2 separate regions of the Homo sapiens genome follow, and region 1 is linked to region 2. The links are chromatin contacts, found by Hi-C or POLR2A ChIA-PET in ENCODE. All regions are on one chromosome and are shown on one strand. Each heading gives the region's core, a stretch centred on a gene start or an enhancer-like site at or near the end of the contact. The rest is flanking DNA. Distances are from core to core; before and after follow the strand shown.

What was found. A loop is a pair of places that touch in the nucleus more often than their neighbours do. ChIA-PET counts read pairs that join two places held with the same protein, here RNA polymerase II (POLR2A). Pooled maps may share reads with other maps.
Region 1: a loop to region 2 is called in a map of stomach, with 7 times the contacts of the local background. The contact joins two enhancer-like sites. A Hi-C loop is called at or near these places in 3 of 168 maps with a recorded cell type or tissue (endothelial cell of hepatic sinusoid, posterior vena cava and stomach), 2 of 37 single-sample maps with no recorded cell type and 1 of 50 pooled maps. POLR2A ChIA-PET finds 5 or more read pairs at or near these places in 2 of 52 experiments (activated CD8-positive, alpha-beta memory T cell and activated naive CD4-positive, alpha-beta T cell).

The regions. Positions count from the first base shown.
Region 1 is chr9:20,063,693-20,067,835 of GRCh38, forward strand. It overlaps a transcript of SLC24A2 not described here. Among named protein-coding and RNA genes, the nearest start is that of SLC24A2, 280 kb to the left of the region's middle. Within about 2 kb of position 2,604, at least 2 of the 41 ENCODE cell types and tissues checked have a DNase peak (open chromatin) inside an H3K27ac peak, as active enhancers do.
Region 2 is chr9:19,997,346-20,001,426 of GRCh38, forward strand. It overlaps a transcript of SLC24A2 not described here. Among named protein-coding and RNA genes, the nearest start is that of SLC24A2, 210 kb to the left of the region's middle. RefSeq lists an enhancer at 1,955-3,154. Within about 2 kb of position 1,871, at least 4 of the 41 ENCODE cell types and tissues checked have a DNase peak (open chromatin) inside an H3K27ac peak, as active enhancers do.

The DNA of each region.
Region 1 (4,143 bases), core at 1,354-3,853, 67 kb after region 2:
ATAAAGCTCAATAGTAGAAACACAACCCAATTAGAAAATGAGCAAAATAACATGTGAATGGCTAACAAGCACATTTAAAAGTGCTTGACATCATTAGTTATTAAGGAAACTAAAACTACAGGGAGTTACCAATGCATATCAACTAAAATGGTATGTGAAAAAATGGTATCCTTATCAATTACTTGTGGAAATGTAAAATGGTACATCCACTACCCAAAACAGCTTAGCAGTTTCTTAAAAAGTTACACGTAAACTTACCAAATAACCCAGCCATTCTACTCTTAAGAATCTACCTGAGAAATAAAAACATATGCACAAAGATTTGAACATAAGTATTCATAGCAGCATTACCATAATAGCCCCAAACTAGAAATAACCCAAGTGTCTAACAATCTGATAAATGAATAAATGTGGTATATCCATATAGTGGAATATTTGTCAGCAATTGAAAGGAATGCAAACACTGATACATGTTAAAATATGGATGGACCTCAAAAATATGGTAAACGAAAAAAAAGTGAGATCCACAAGGATACATACTGTATGATTCCATTTATAGGAAATGCACAAAAATGCATATTTATAAAGACAGAGAGTAGATCAATGGTTGCTGGGGCTGGGAGTGTGTGAGTGGGTATTCATTGCAAACAGATTTGTGAGGAACTCAGGGAAAAGTTCTAAAATGGAAATGTTCTAAAATCAGATTGTGCTTGGGGTTTGCACATCTTTATAAATTTACTTAAAATTATTGAATTATAATTTACGGTAAATAAATTATTGCCCAATAAAGCTGTACATTTTTTGTTTAAATTTTTAAGGGAAAAAAAAGCCAAGAAAAAAATTTAGATGAGGTTGTTATTTACACAGGCTACTGTGCTTACTTTTATTGTAGCACTTAATTATGCTCTTCAAATCAGTTATTTCTCTGACTTTCCCATTGGAAATGTAAACAGGATCACAACTGATGGATTTGATAATTGTCCTTTACTGCATTAGGTATTTAGATGGGGGCTACCTTTCTTGGCCAACTGACATCTCAAGCACCCACCGCTGAAGCTGAAAGCAGAAATCAGGAAGAGCCAGGAGATTAAAGAGAATAAAAGGCATACAATATGCATATGAATCCATGAAGACATGTTTCATGGAACTGTTCAATGCATCCAAAGAGCCCAGTGTGAGAATCCCACTGGAATGACAGTTGATGTGCCTGCCAGTCACCCTGGGGCAGGGAAGTGATACCAGCCTAGAGGAGAAGAGGAGGGACAGGCAGGTGAAAGTGAGTAGTGAGAACAAAATGTGAGCAAACAACCTTCATTACTGGCAATCTGTGTGATTCCAGAACTGGTATCCAACCGATGAGCTGCTGGAGACATGTGTTTGTATTCTCAAACCCCAAACATTTGTTTCATGGTCCTAAAACAACGAATCCTACAGCTCACTATCACATTTCATAGCTCTGGGGAAAACCAGAAAAGGACAGATTGGGCAGGGGTTCAAAGAGGAAATGTCTTCTGCCAAACCGAGTGGCCCCACTTCCTCTCTGCGTAAGAGTGGGGTCTGAGATAGACCCTGCTTCCAGCAGTCTCCCAGACAAGACAAAGGGTCTCACTTGTGAATCAAAGTTCACTGCAACAGCACAACAGGCTGGGACAGGTTCCCATCTCATCCAGACTTTCCCCATAAAAGGCAGAGGACAGAGTAAAAATGCCAGTCCCAATATCCTGTAAATGCCTGTGGATTTTGATGTGGACTGGACAGAGGAATGGAGAGAGAAAGGGGAGGTGACCCTCACAGGAAGCTAACGTTTCTCAAGGGCCCACATGACAAGCACTATTAGGTACTTTTATTTAATACTTCCAGCAACACTGTGACATGGGCATTGTTATAACCTACATTGTTATACCTACAAGAAACTGGGGTTCAAAAATCTTTTTTGCCTGTAAAATAGCTAATATTATACATTATACCTATATACAGGTAAGAATCTAAGGCTTAAAATCTTAAGTGACCAGTGTTACACATTTGGTAAGTAGCAGATATGGGATTTAAATTCAGGTCCATATGAACCCTGAACCCCTGTTCCTTTTTATTACATATGCCACACTGTCCAATCATGTTTAGATAGTTTAAAAACATGTTCAGCCTTTTAGCTTAGGCTTTCTGATTTCTTGTTTCTGGATGATAATAAGCCAGCCAAAAGTCCTCCCGGGAATTCTTTTCTCCCCAAGGGCTGGAAGGATAAAAACACACCACTGTGCCCTTGAAGCTTCACTAACAATCACAACTATAAAGGCTGGAGTCAATGCTGAGAGGATATTATTAACAAATGGCTTTAGAAAACCTTCAGAGGGTTTGCAGCCACCCACATCATTTGTAAGATCTTAGGGAAGAAACCTGATCCAGTAAATGACTGGGAATAAAACAAACCCTAGTATCAGAAATATAAAGGGAGGAGGATCATTGCCTTTAGACAATTTGCTTTATTGTGAACAATAAAAATGTTCCAGTTGATTCAACAAAAAATAATAAAAAACAAGGCTATTTTTAAAAAGGCATTTATAGCACTGCGGTTTCATTTCCTTTGCCTTTAGATCTTCAGGCTCTCATTCTGAGCAGCAGATGCTGTCATATAAGGAAGACCACCTGCTTTCCAGGGCATCTCTGCAACAAATAGCTTTGAGGGAGAGAGAAGAAAGATCACAGGATGAAAAGGAAAGAATTAGAAAGGGGGGAAACGGGAAATTAAGAAGTTGGCTTAATGCACATCTTCTGAATTATTCAACTGCTAAAAAGCCGACAGATTTCTTTTGACACTTGACTGTCTCACTCTGTGTCTATATCCATATTCCACTTTTTAAGGACCTACTTTAAGAGAATTCTGTCCATCTGCACAGCCCAGCTTTATGACATATTTATCTTTCTTTGCACAATGGAAGCATAAAAAATTTATGGAACATGGGTATTAATTAAATGGTATTTTAGTTCAGGGAAGTTGCCCAGCTTAAAAAGGGCTACTAGGAGTGAATCCTTTGTAAAGAAATATAGTTTTGGAAATAAAAATAGCCCACACTCACTCACTACCTCCCCTCAGCAAAATGACTTAAGCACTGTTTCTGAGTCCCCAGATTTCTAAAAGCTTGTTAAACTCTTATTAAAAGCAACAGGTAATGACTTGTTTCTGTTGAATTGACCTCAAAGGCTAATTGTTTGGAGTGATCTAGGTCCCCACATGCAAGGAAAAGAAGACATTAAGGAAATCATTCACATAATTCCAACCCATTTAACACACTCACCTGAAACATATCAATAATAAAAGTGATAACAGGAAAATGTTTACAGTTTTGAAGTCTCAGGAAACAATTTGTTCTAGATGGTATTTTTTATATATCAAAGGTTTCTTTTTATTAAACAGATGTTATTTTAGATTTTAACAGGTTTTAAAATCTTTGTCAAATATATTATTCATTTCTTTGCCTTCTTAAACAGTGTTTACTTAGTTATAATGCATTCCATTAAACTTCCAAAAAAGGGTTTCAGAGAACTATTACATGATATTTTAAACATAATTTGAACTCTTCATGATGTCCCAGGATGCTTGCATCAAACACTAGTGACAGGATGGGGCTAAAATAAAGTAAGGCCCTTAGGACGATAAGAAGACTTGGTCTTCATATTCTGTGGTGACCATATCCTCCTGTGTTATTTTAATTCTATGTCTGATTTTTAAATTTTTTTCAACTTTTATTTTAGATACAGGGTGTACATGTGCAGGTTTCTTACATGGGTATGCTCCCAGGTAAGGAGCACAGTACCCAATAGGTAGGTTTTCTACTCACACTCTCTCTCCTTCTCCCATCTAGTAGTCCACAGTATCTATTGTTCCCATGTTTGTGTCCAGGTGTACTCAATGTTTAGCTCCCACTTGTAAGTGAGAACATGCAGTATTTTGTTTTCTGTTCCTGCATTAATTCGGTCAGGTTTATGGCCTCCAGCTTTATCCATGTTGCTGCAAAGGACATCATTACATTCCTTTTTATGGCTGCGTAGAACTCCACAGTGTATATGTACCACATTTTCTTTATCCAATCCACCACTGATGGGCACCTAGGTTGATTCCATGTCTTTGCTATTGTGAATAGTGTG
Region 2 (4,081 bases), core at 621-3,120:
CCTCAAAAAGTAAGTTTACTTTACAGTTTGATACAACTTTGATTTTGACTTTCATATGGAAGTGGACGTACCATATTAGTTTAGGTCATGATACCTTTTACATTCTTAAGCTATTCCTTGGAGTGAGGAACTGAGGTCCCCATTTGTGAGCCCAAGAAGATCAGAGGAGGTGGTCAGGATCATTCAGCACACTCTCAGCAAGTGTCAGACTCACCCAACAACAGAAAGGGAAACCCCAGTCACAGATCCACTATTATAGAAGGGGAGAGGTAAACAGAGAGAATTTACTGAGTGGTTAGAAATGATTCCACTCATGAAAAAACAGGCGTACAACAGCAGCTAGGAGTGAGCAAGACAAACTCCAGTCTTCAGAATTACACACAGATTCAGCTCTGTTGAGATCTTACTTGATGACATGGTTGGACTCAGGCAACACATTTTATTTGCCAATGAAACTGTATTTGGATAAATAGTTAATTTGCCTGTGTCCCTCACTGCAAAAGAGAAGCTCTTATTTCCTTCTCAGTTTGAATCAGATTTGAATCAGAATTTTATCAATAGAAGATTCAGCATTAATTTTCTCTGGCTCTTTCCAATAGGCCCTCCTAGTTACTATCTCTTAGTTCATACCTGGCATCCTTATATTTTTGGGAAAAAAGCCAATACTATTAAGGATAAGCCATACAATAATAAAAATTATATTAATAATAATGCATCTCTCACTATTTAGCACTTACTCTGTGCCGGAAGCTGTGGTAAGTAATTTACATTCATTGTCTCAATTGGTCTTCACAATGAAACAACAAAATCTGTAATTATCATTTTCTCCATTTTAGAGATGGGAGATTGAGATTTAGACATGGCAGGGCTAGGATTCAAACTCTGGCAGATGAACTCTGAGTGTGCCCCTCTTCAGAAATGGGTCTTCCATTCAGACCCATTCAGGGGTTAACTCAGCCTGAACTCGCCCACACATACCCTGTTTTGAGCTCAACTTCCTTCTGGCAGCAGTACTTCCTGAAGCCTGTCAATGATTCACTTCCGGGTCACCTCTACCCTCTGTGAGCCTTGTGAGACATTTTAAATGCCAGAGCCACATTCATTCATTGTAGCTCCAGCATTTCTTTTCCTAGGGACATGCTATTTTCATTAGGATTAAAACAGCCCCCAGCAATAAATATTAAAAACCTGCCCAGTGAAAAGAGCAGCTTCCTCAGAAGCTTATGAGGATTAGAATTTTTAAGCAGGCCCCGCTTCCTATGACCACCCCTCTTCTCCATCCCTTTGTGTGCTCCCACATGGGTGTGCTTTCAGCATCAATCAGATTTGCTGTTTTGCTCAAATCCGTTCATACTAATTGTCTGCCCATATTGCTGTGTGCTCTGGACAGAATGGTCTGGGAGAAATAGAAACTCACTCCTTCTCCCACCCCTGGGGGGATTCAGATTTTGTGTGCTTGATCTTTGTTGGTGGCAAGATAAAAATGCTTGCTATACATAGCAGCTTTCCTCCTTCATGTTCAACGGCAGCCCTGATGATGGGGGACCTCAGCCATCCTATTTGTTCTAAAGCCACCCACAGAAGAATCAGACCAGCAGAAGCCAGAAATAAGCTAGCTGGGGCTGCAAGTCTCTTTGTGTGTGGTGATATAGCAGAGAGACTTGGGAAAGTCAATTATTTTCAGTATGAGTTTTGGTTCCACTGCTTCATGGTGTAAGATGGGGATCCCCAATTTGTTCATCTGTAAAATGAAGATGCTAATGCCTACCCACTGGGGCTATTGGGAGAATTAAAGACCTATATAAAGTGTTTAGTGCAAGACTTGGAGCAGGGAGCCACGGCTTTGCCTGTCACTCCTTCGCCTCCCTGGCTGGAAGCCTGAGTAGTAGGTGAGGCATTTATTATCCATGTTCATTAACATCCCTGAAGACTTGTGGTTCCTGTATTGAAAACCACACTGAGTGTTCCCAGTTAATTGGGTGTCCTTGGGCCTGAGTTTCTCTACACAAATATATGAGCTTGGGATTTTTAAAAAGTATACAGTAATTATATTCTTGGACAAATGGTACCTTTTCTAGAAAAGCACAGAGAATTCTTTCAGCACTCAGGGCTAGGTAGGAATTGCTTGATGTATGGGTAGCAACTCATAGTAACTAATGATTTACAATAAATACTCCAACAAAGAAAAGTCTGAGTAAACTCTATATTTCATCCTCATGGCAATGAGCTACAAAAGGTTTGCATTTTAAATCAACTGGTGGTTGTACCCCAGAAGGATGTGGTCTAAATAGATTTGTGTGACAGGGTAATTACTCATCACGGAAAGGATCCCAGCTGTCATCATGGTTTCTCACTAAGCAGTCAGTGAGTGAGCAGTTATGGAATTACAGGGCTGACCTCCTGTGTCCTGCCTTACAGTCATCCTGAGCCAGAGTCACAGAGTTTCATCAGGGGGACCCAGGAGGCACAAAGCAGTCAACACCCATGGCTGAGAATCAAAGTCTAGAAGGGGCCTGTTTTCAACCTCTTCATCCGGGTCACTGGTGGCAATTTTGCCAAGTGACTAAAGAGCTAGACTAGGAGTTCCCCAGTTCAGGGTCTTAATGGCCTGAATGTTCAAGACAGTGTGGAGAGGTTCAGAGACTGCAGTCTTTGGGGTTACACAGACCTGTGCTGGAGTCTCAGTCTTTGGGGTTACACAGACCTGTGCTGCTGCTCACTTTGTGATCGATCTGCAACTAAAAAACCACATTTCTCTGATTTACTATTTTTCTAGCTGTAAAATGGAGGTAATAATTCCTACTTTAAAAGATTTTAAACTAGTATGTATGGAAATGGTTGGCACTTAATGAACATTATTATTTCACCTTTTGAAGTACCATTAGGTGCCAGAAACTGTGCTAAGCATATTACATGGACTTTGCTCATAACAGTTCCCTATTTTATGGATAAGGAATTGGAGGAATCTTGCCCAAGTAGCTAGTATGCAGCTAGTTAGTAGCAGAGACAGAATTTGACCTAGGCAGGTTGGATCCAGACTGCCCTATAATCATCAGAGGGTGAAAACATACCTTCAACTGGAGTTTCAGAGACTTTTGTGCCAGTTCTTGATAAACATTGTATAGGTATAAACTCTATCTTCAAAAAGTTTATCCAGTCTCATTGGAGGACAAGGGAGAAACATCAGAACACAAACGGCCCTGAGAATAGACCACCTGGCAACAAACAATAACTGCTGTAGGAGCTCAGTGAAGATCAGGAACTCACGACACATGGATCTCTTCTCCCGCAGTCTCCATATCTGCCACATTTTTTTGCACTGGAGTTTCTTATGTGTCAGTGTTATATAATTTTAAGGCTCTGATTTTGAACTAAAGAATGGACCCCAGTTTTGCCTTAAGCATAAAGACAGGAAATATACATGCCCTAGAGACTAAGTTAACAGTAAAATGTGAGACTGTTCCTCCTCTATACACAGAGAAAACTTTCATGGGAAAAACAGGATCACTGTTGAGACAGAAAAGTTATGTATGAGAGGGTGTGGAGGACGGAAGGAGGCAGGAAGCATAACTTGGAATTATTGCTTTTTAAGCTTAGAAGGGTCATCTGACCCTAATGGATAGTAAGATGAATATTATCTTGGTATCCAAGAGCAAAGATCACGTTTTGAGGCCCTTTCTCTCCCCATCCATTGCTCTAATGGGCCCACCCTCACTTTAAAAATAAACAATCAAATGCAAACGTGGCAGTTGCATTTTGTGGGCCACAAAGGAGAAAGTTAAAGCCTGGAGGATCAGCACTTCGTTTCTGATGGCAGAGCCTGCATTGTCCCTGCTGCGCCACACATCCTGTCCTCTTAGATCCAGCAATGAGTGGGCTGAGGATAGGAGGGAGTGTGCATCCACCTTCCTGCAAAGCTGCAGGTTTACCTGTGGAGAGTGCTCTGCATGCCTCACAACGCACCCTCTCACCCTCCTGGCACTCTATTTTGGCTCAGGTCTGCATGGAGAGAAGGGAACTGTCCTGCGGAAGAAATCTGGAAGGGGGTTAAGCCTAGCAGGAAGGGGAAGAAGCCAAGGCA